Linked DNA regions of Mus musculus: region 2 is linked to region 1. The links are chromatin contacts, found by Hi-C in ENCODE. All regions are on one chromosome and are shown on one strand. Each heading gives the region's core, a stretch centred on a gene start or an enhancer-like site at or near the end of the contact. The rest is flanking DNA. Distances are from core to core; before and after follow the strand shown.

Region 1 (3,855 bases), core at 1,319-3,818:
AAGACCAATCTATGGCCATGTTAGCCAGCTTTCTGTCACTTTGTCAGAACATCTGAGATACACGACGGCTGGGGATGGGCTTATCACAACTCATAATTATTTCAGAGATTTCAATCCATGGTCAGTTGATTCCACTGTGGTGGGTAGTATATTATGGTGGCGGACTTTTGCAGAGGATCTGTTCAACTGGGCACAGTGTAGAGGCAAAAAAGCAGGAAAGAGCAGGGTGTCTCACTTTATCCTTCAAAGCTGAGCCTTCAGTGATTTAGCTCATTCCCAACAGGCCCCACCTCTTAATGTTCCCATTACCTCTCAACAGCGCTGGAGACTGGGGACTAAGCCTTCAAGACTCAAACTAGAATAATCCTGCTGCAAATGTGTAAGGAATATGTAGAATATTCCCCCTTTTGGGTCTCAGGGAGTATTTTCTGCTGTGTCAGGTGCCCTGGGTGCTGCACAGTGTTCCTTCTCTCAGCCACTGAGATCTTATTTTACAAAATAAACTGTGAATTTTCAGACAGTGGTAGCAGCCCTTCTGAACAAGTGGTTCTTAACCTTCCTAATGCTGTGACCCTTTAATATAGTTCCTCATGTTGTGGTGAACCCCAAGCATAAAATTATTTTGTTGCTACTTCATAACTATAAATTTGCCACTATTATAAACCATAATATAAATATCTGATACATGACCCCTGTGAAAGGGCCATTTGACCCCAAAGGCCCACAGGATGAGAACTGCTACTCTATACATCTATACATCTCTATACATCTCTATCTATAATGAGATTATCACCTTTCCTCTCTCATACAGCCCCTGTGCTTATTCTGTTTCCCCAACTTCCAATCAATCAAATCAGCCACTAAAATAAAAAACTGAAGGCAGATCCCCATTTAGAGATGTAAGATGCATTTTGTTTTCTGATAGTTTGATTTTGCTGGCTAGTCTCCTGAGAGCCATCCCTGCTCCATGGAAGTAGAAGACAGAGGTTACTGGAAAGGTGCAACTGGAACCTTGAAGTGGATCTGCATTGCTTGGACTGTGGCTGTGACCTTTCAGGATTGATTTGAAATTTATTCTGATGGAAACTGAAAGCCGAATATCACTGGTAATGTCGATTTAAGTTCTTCATATATATTTCTGCAAACTTTTGTATGGCCACAGTAGGGTGGCAAACTTCAATATAGCTGTCCAGTTACTGCTCGTTTGAAGACCTGTTTATAATGTCCATTCTCAAAGTCATGTTCATTGTTTTATTTGACGCCCCCTTCTTGCGTACTCCTGGGATTATTTGGGTGGCATCTGTGCTCACCCAGTTTATTACTGCTTGACACTTTGCACATGTAAATGGCCATAAAGTCATCAGCCCTTGTAGCTACCAGACCTGTTTGGGAACATAAGTATAAACCGTTTTCTCTTTTATCCACTTGTGATTTAGGGATATCTCTGATCTATTTCTTTCTCTTTGTTTTAAGATCAATAATTACATTAAAAAGCAAGTATTTACAAAGAGAACAAATAGAGGTCTTTTGATTTTCTGTTCCTGTTTTTCAAGTGTAGAGTTTCTGAACATCAGTTTAAATTTGACTTTGATTTAATAACTCATCAAGGGTCAGATAAGATTTCAATTGAGTAATGCTGATATAGGAGCTGGAGCCAGGCCAACATCACTTGAAGGCCAGGGGAGCACATCTAATTATTGTGACCCAACTGGAGATATGATACCTTGTCCTTTTAAACCAGCTAAGCTAAGGGGAAGCTTGCCAGGACCAGGGTTTGCCAATTTGGCCTTACATGCCCTGAACTTGCTGTCTAGGTTGATTCAGTGGAAAGAACATGGGCTTTGTAGACAAAGCTCAGATTGAATTCTGGCTGTTGCACTTATAACCTTGAGGCCTTGAGCATATTACTTAACCTCTCAGAGTCTCAGTTTCCTTTCTCATAAAACAAGGATTATACCTCCCCTGCAGTGCTGTTTGTAAAGATGAAATGAAATACAATAACTCATGTCTGGTCGCTAGGCTGGCAAAGGGTATGTACTCCAGAACTACCCATTCCTTTATTCTGTTATCTTTCTCAGTAGGTCAGATTAATGATGACCATTTTCTAGCAACTTATTGAAAATAGCTACTTCTAATAATGATGCTCATGCCACTATATCTTTAGTGCTGCAAACAGGAATATAAAATATAGATATAGCAAGATCTTTTCTTAGAATACTTAGAATGCCAATAGTTTCCCTTTTAGACAAGGAATTTAGCTCCTGGAAAAGAAATTTGTCCTGACTTTCTTCTTTCCCTCTTATGTTTGTTTCATTTATTGGCTAATTGACTTAATTAAGTCTCATTTTCTTGCTAGAATAGATAATTTGTAACAGTGCCAATTTCTGGTTCATGGAGGCACATCTCTGTGATGTAGATCAAACAGAAGGATGCAGTTGTGCTGGTCAGTATACAGAATGATGTCATCCATATAGAATGTGATGTGAAAAGCACCCATGGAACTTGTCGTCCGTGGCACTTTAACACTTGTTTCCATAGCTAAGCTCGCTGATCCAGACATCTGAGAGGCAGGCCTGCCCCTGCCAGGCTTGCTTGCCTCTGCCAGGCCTCTCATTTCGGGGAAATAAATTAAACCAGTTGATGACAAGGTCTGGATTATACAATTTCTTTAAACTACAAAGCAAACCTGAAATCTAATAAGGAATGAACACAGTGCAGACAAAATGGTTAAGAATCCATTTCTGGTAACCTTTGTAAGAAAGTTTGAACACACCCATCCCCCTTTATACATTTTGTTTCCCAGCTCCCAGAAGCAGAATCATATGTTACACCTGGCAGTGGGAATTGTAGCACCATATTTTTTCTTATTTTTAAGAGGTGATACCATATTTTTTTTTTAAATGAGGAGATTGGAAAAAAAATAAACAGATGGGTAGAGACTGGTGGAGGGGGATATGGTACTGAGAGAAAATGAGAGAAAGACAGAGCGAGGTAAGTGCTAAAGGGCAAAGCTTCAGTACCAGACACTGAGGTATTTGCATATTCACAATATGTTTCTGGCCGAGAGCATGTTTCTCTGGCATTCTGTATGTATTTCTAGGTCTCTATATTTATCTGTGTCTCTGGCTACATATGTGAGGCTAAGTTTAGAGCTGTGTTTGCTGGATGCTCTGCAGTGGTACTTGAAGAATTCCGTGTTAAGTATTCACTGGCAGTGTGAATAAGCTGCCCTGGCATAGAAGGGGAAGTGGAGGAGGGAGGTGGAGACCCGGCACAGTCTGTGGTGAGGGCCAGCTGCAGACGGAGTCAGTCTTTCAATGCTATTTTCATCATGGGCTTCTGAGCCAGTTCATTTATTTTTGGGTTCCCCTTCATTCCAAATAGAAACAGGTGATACTAAAATGAGACTGTGCCACACAAGGACAGAAGTTTGCCGTGCTTCCTCATGCTATCAGGGAGCTCGAGTGGGATAACTCCAGGGGAAATTCAGAGGACACCTGTTTATTTGAGTTCCATTCCTTCTGTTTCTTTCCTTTGATAAATAAATAAGAAAGAAGGACATTTTGGAAGGAAAGAAGGTGAGGGCAATAAGTTAAAAGAGGTAGTTACCGGATAGGTAGCCACGGCATTACATAGTTTATCCTTGGTTAGCGTGAAGCTGTGCACTTGAGGCCATGTTCACAATGCCCTCATCATGCAGGTCTATATTATACTGGTCACTCAGCCTCATTGATGTTTCTAGCATCAGCTATAGACTAAGTGTATTAGGAACATGCTTATATGATCATTACATACATTGCCTTTTTTTCTCTTTTTTTATTTTTAATATTTTTTATTATTATGTATTTTCCTCAA
Region 2 (4,080 bases), core at 294-2,793, 370 kb before region 1:
TTTCAAAATTTCTAAGAAGCAAGTTTTTTTCAAACAGGCAAAATAAAGCCATTTTGCTTAACTGATAGCTTTAAAAATGCAGTCCTAATATGCAATTATTGTTGAGCTTAAAAAAAAAAACCCTCACGTGTTCAAAATCCTCTTTATGTGAATCCCCTTTATTCTGGATTGGCCGCATTTTAATAATTGGGTATGAGACAGAGGCAAGTCCTCCATCCTCTTATTTTGGAAATTAAATTTACAGAACGGAGGCATTGTATGAGCCTCAGTTCTGGATTTTTAGCAAGACTACTGCAGTCTTTCTTTGCCTCGGTGTCCTCAGTGGCCAGTACTAGTGAGGCCCACAGAACGCCTTGAATTGGGCATTAAGCTACCGGTTCCTCTGTCGTGGAAAGCGCTATCATTAGGAAAAACGTTTTTCCCACATTTGTTGAACCAACAGCACCGTATTAGCCTGCACTTCGAGTTAAGGTGGGACTCAGAAATGAATGTCCCAAACACAGCAGCCTTGGCTACAATCCTGCTTGACTTTTTCCGAATTCTTTTGATTGCCCAGGGGTCAGAGGTTCCTTAGCTCAGCCTTAAGGCTCCCAACACCCGCCAAGTCTCAAAACTGCCTCGGGCGGGCTGCCACTCCCGGGTTCTGACCCTCTTCCGTAGGCCATCACAAGCCCAAGGCCCGACGGTCCACACTCGGACCCTCTTTCAACCCCGGAGTAAGTTGACTGGTGCCTCTAAAGAAAGGGAATGTCAAGAGTCTGCCGGCCGGGAAGCTCTGGGACCGGCCCAGTGCACGCCTCCCGGCTGCGGCTCTAAACCGGGCCGACGGCGTCCGCGCTCACGCGGAAAATTATGCCGGCTCCAGCAGCGCGTAAAATGGATGTGAACCGCACGGAGTGGGATCAGCGCGATCCTCCCTCTCTTGTCTCAACAGGGGTTTCGGCGCGTTGCACAAGGCCGAGCTTGTCTCTTTACGGAGACATCGGGCCCTAATTAGTGCGCACCCCCGCGCGGTCGCCAGGCCTGGGCTCCGCGTCGAACGGGAGATGAGCCTCGGAGGGCGTCTTCGGACCGGCCTGCAGTCTCACCGCCATCGCCGCCGAAACCTGCTTCTAAAGATGCAGCCAGTGCAGCAGCGACAGCAGCCGCCGCGGCTCGCCACCCCACGTTACTTTGATTGACAGCTGAACAAATGTTTCCGCGGTTCGAACGCTCGCACTAGGGAACAGCGGCCAGGGCGAGGCTCCGCCCCGGGCGGGCCGCTGCGCCCCGCCTCCGCCAGCACCAATTCTTTGCAGTTATTGGTCGGAGCTCCACGCCACGCCCTGTCCCCACGTGGGCCTAGCCTGCCCGGCCCCGCCCTCCTGGCTTGCCATTTGTCAGCGGTGAAATGATGGGCAGTAACACAGAACCGCGATTAATGTTCAGCCATCTCCGATTGGTTGATGCGGCGCCCTCGCGCCGCGGGAGGGCGGGGCTCCTGGAGAGCGCCGCGGAGAGCGCGCGGGGCTAGCCGGAGACTGTAGTCAATCTGGAGGCATCCTTGGCCACAGTAGCCGCGCGAGGACTACATCTCCCGGGATGCTCCTTGGGCCCTCCGCGGATGGTCGTGAATATGTATCAGAATGTTAATGATTAGCTGCTGCTAAATTTGGTCAAAGAAGTCACCTACACAGAGCGCGTTGTTAGAGCTGTTCCGAGCGGGCGTTCGGCTGTTGGCTGCCTTCTTCCCCCTCTTACACACTCGTGTATTATTTTGAGGTGGTGTTCGCAGAGTTTGAAAGAGAATTTTAAAAAGCCGCAAGCGTTTCGCTCTTTTATTTTTATAATCCCCTTCAATTTGGGGCTAAAAAAACAGGAAGGAAGAAAAGGAAATGAAATGTGGTAAAAGAAGCTAAAAGGTGCCTTTTAAAAGATCGTTGCTGTGAAGTGAAAAAAAATCTCCAGAGAACCCCCAAGCGCCGCGAGACCTCTTCCGAACCAAAGGAGTTTGCGCTCGCTCTCAGGGAAGAAGCGACCATTCATTCCGAGGAATAGCAGCCAATTAAAAGACAAATAAAAAAAGTTTGGAGTGGGGCGCGAGCAGGCGGGCGGCGCTCGGCGGGCGCGGGGCTCGGCGGGCGCAGGACGGACGGTGCCCGCCGCCCTCAGTGACGCCCGCGGGGAATGCGGAGCCGGCCGCCCGCGCCCAGCCGCCGCGCCTGCCTGCCGCCCGCGTCACGCGAGACCCGCAGGCCCGGGACGCCGCCGCGGGGCCCTCGAAGCGGATGAGCCGCGCGCCTCTGCCTGGCGCAGCCAACTAAAGCGGCGTGGATGATTCGCGACCTGAGCAAGATGTACCCGCAGACGCGCCACCCGGTGAGTGGCGCCGCGCCCGCAGCCCTGTCCGCGGCCGGCCGCTCCGAGGGTGCGGGAGGCGACCGACTTGTAGCCATTTTCTTATTGTTGTCTCTGAAGCCCCGGGAAGCAGCGCGCCGCCGCTCTCCGCCCGCGCGGCTCTCCCGAGGGGGGCGAGCCGGGCGGCGCGAGTCTGCGGGGTGGAGGGCGCCGGCGGCCACAGGCCGGACTCGCTCTGCTAGCTGACGGCCGCTCGACGCCATGGCGCGGCTGCCTCCGACGGGCCACTTTCGATTCCGGGTAGGGAGGGATGGGAGAGCCGGGCCGGGGGCTCGGGGGTTTGGGGGGTGACGGGGGGAGGCGGAAGCCAGGCTGAGAAGCTGAGCCGAGGGAGGCCGCCCGGAGGCACCGGGACCCCAGCAGGCGAGCGAGAGGCGGGAGCGGCGCGACCAACCCCCCCACGTCTCGGACCGCGGGCTGTCCACCCCCCACCTGCGATGTGGGCTAATTAAATATTTTATTGTTGTTCTTTAGGCACCGCATCAGCCTGCTCAACCCTTCAAATTTACAATTTCAGAATCCTGTGATCGGATTAAGGAAGAGTTTCAGTTTTTACAGGCTCAATACCACAGGTAACGATATTGACTTTAGCTGATCCTTCTGTTTGCTTAGCTCTTGTCTTACCCCCTTCCAACACTACCCCCCTCCTCCCCCACCCCCCCACAAAGGTATTACCATTTCCCCCCTGTGGGCAGAAAAGGCAAGTCAGGGCCTCTTTTTCCTTTAGGCAGGTGTAAAGAAATTAAGCATTTTCTTCTCCGGTAAACAGAAAAGGAAGCAGAACAATCGAAACTGGGGAGACTTGGAAAACGCTGAGGCCAAACTTTCGATATTGATTTATTGGGTCAGGAGGCTGGAAGGTTGGGAAGATTCTGGGGCCCTTTGACTTCTTGCTTCTTTATTACTCTGGGCTGCATTTCTTCCTTCTACCATCATGGCATAATTTAAGAGCCAGGGAGTTAAGCAGTGAGCCATTTCATTACTTTTATTAAAAAAAAAACAAATAATAATAATAAAAACAGGACACCCCCCCCCCCCAATGCTTTTGTGTTCAACGCTCTTAGACTTGGAGTGCTTTTGAAACATGTTTGTTTCACCGGGTCCTTAATGATGCAGAATTCTTATTGCAAGAGCCCAAACAAGCTGCTGGACCAGATCAACACCTCCCACCCCCACATGCTATTCAACTTGTCTGTATTTTTTGGAGGGGGAAAAACAATTTGTCAGGAGACCGTGTTGATTCTGATTTTCATTAACCTCATAGAATATTAATGATAGAACCTTCCCTGTGGCATTTTCATGGACCTAACTTTGCTTATATATATATATATATATAATTATTAGCGATGTTTATTTCCTTGTTTTAGTAAGTGAATTTAGTGAAGAATAGTCAATTCTGGGTGAAGTCTCAGAATTCAATTGGGTAGAGGGTTTATTTCTTTAAGACATAAACCCCTCTTTCCCAACCCCCACAGTTTAACCTTATCAAAGAGGCAAGTCCTGGCTGGTTCTTGTCACTCCTTCCTCTCTCCTCCCTTTCACTAGTAAAGTGCTGTTTGATACCATTGATTTGACAATAGGAGGTGATGATTTAGAGGAAACGACGTGGATTTGGAGTTGGAAGGATACGCGTTAAGTTCTACACTGTACTTAGTTGATTTTATGTCTTGAATAGTCTGAAGC

Evidence for each region. Hi-C counts contacts between places; a loop is a spot of excess contacts on that map.
Region 2: a loop to region 1 is called in a map of gastrocnemius, with 5 times the contacts of the local background. The contact joins the promoter of Tle4 here to the enhancer-like site in region 1. A Hi-C loop is called at or near these places in 2 of 37 maps with a recorded cell type or tissue (gastrocnemius and heart).

What each region holds. Positions count from the first base shown.
Region 1 is chr19:14,224,655-14,228,509 of GRCm38, reverse strand. No RefSeq gene overlaps it. Among named protein-coding and RNA genes, the nearest start is that of Gm31331, 130 kb to the right of the region's middle. Within about 2 kb of position 2,568, at least 1 of the 3 ENCODE cell types and tissues checked has a DNase peak (open chromatin) inside an H3K27ac peak, as active enhancers do; it is gastrocnemius, where a contact is called at or near this core.
Region 2 is chr19:14,595,646-14,599,725 of GRCm38, reverse strand. Tle4 (transducin-like enhancer of split 4) reads left to right here and starts at 1,543. Exons shown (of 20, transcript NM_011600.3): 1 at 1,543-2,358; 2 at 2,872-2,969; 3 at 4,073-4,080. The coding sequence starts at 2,314.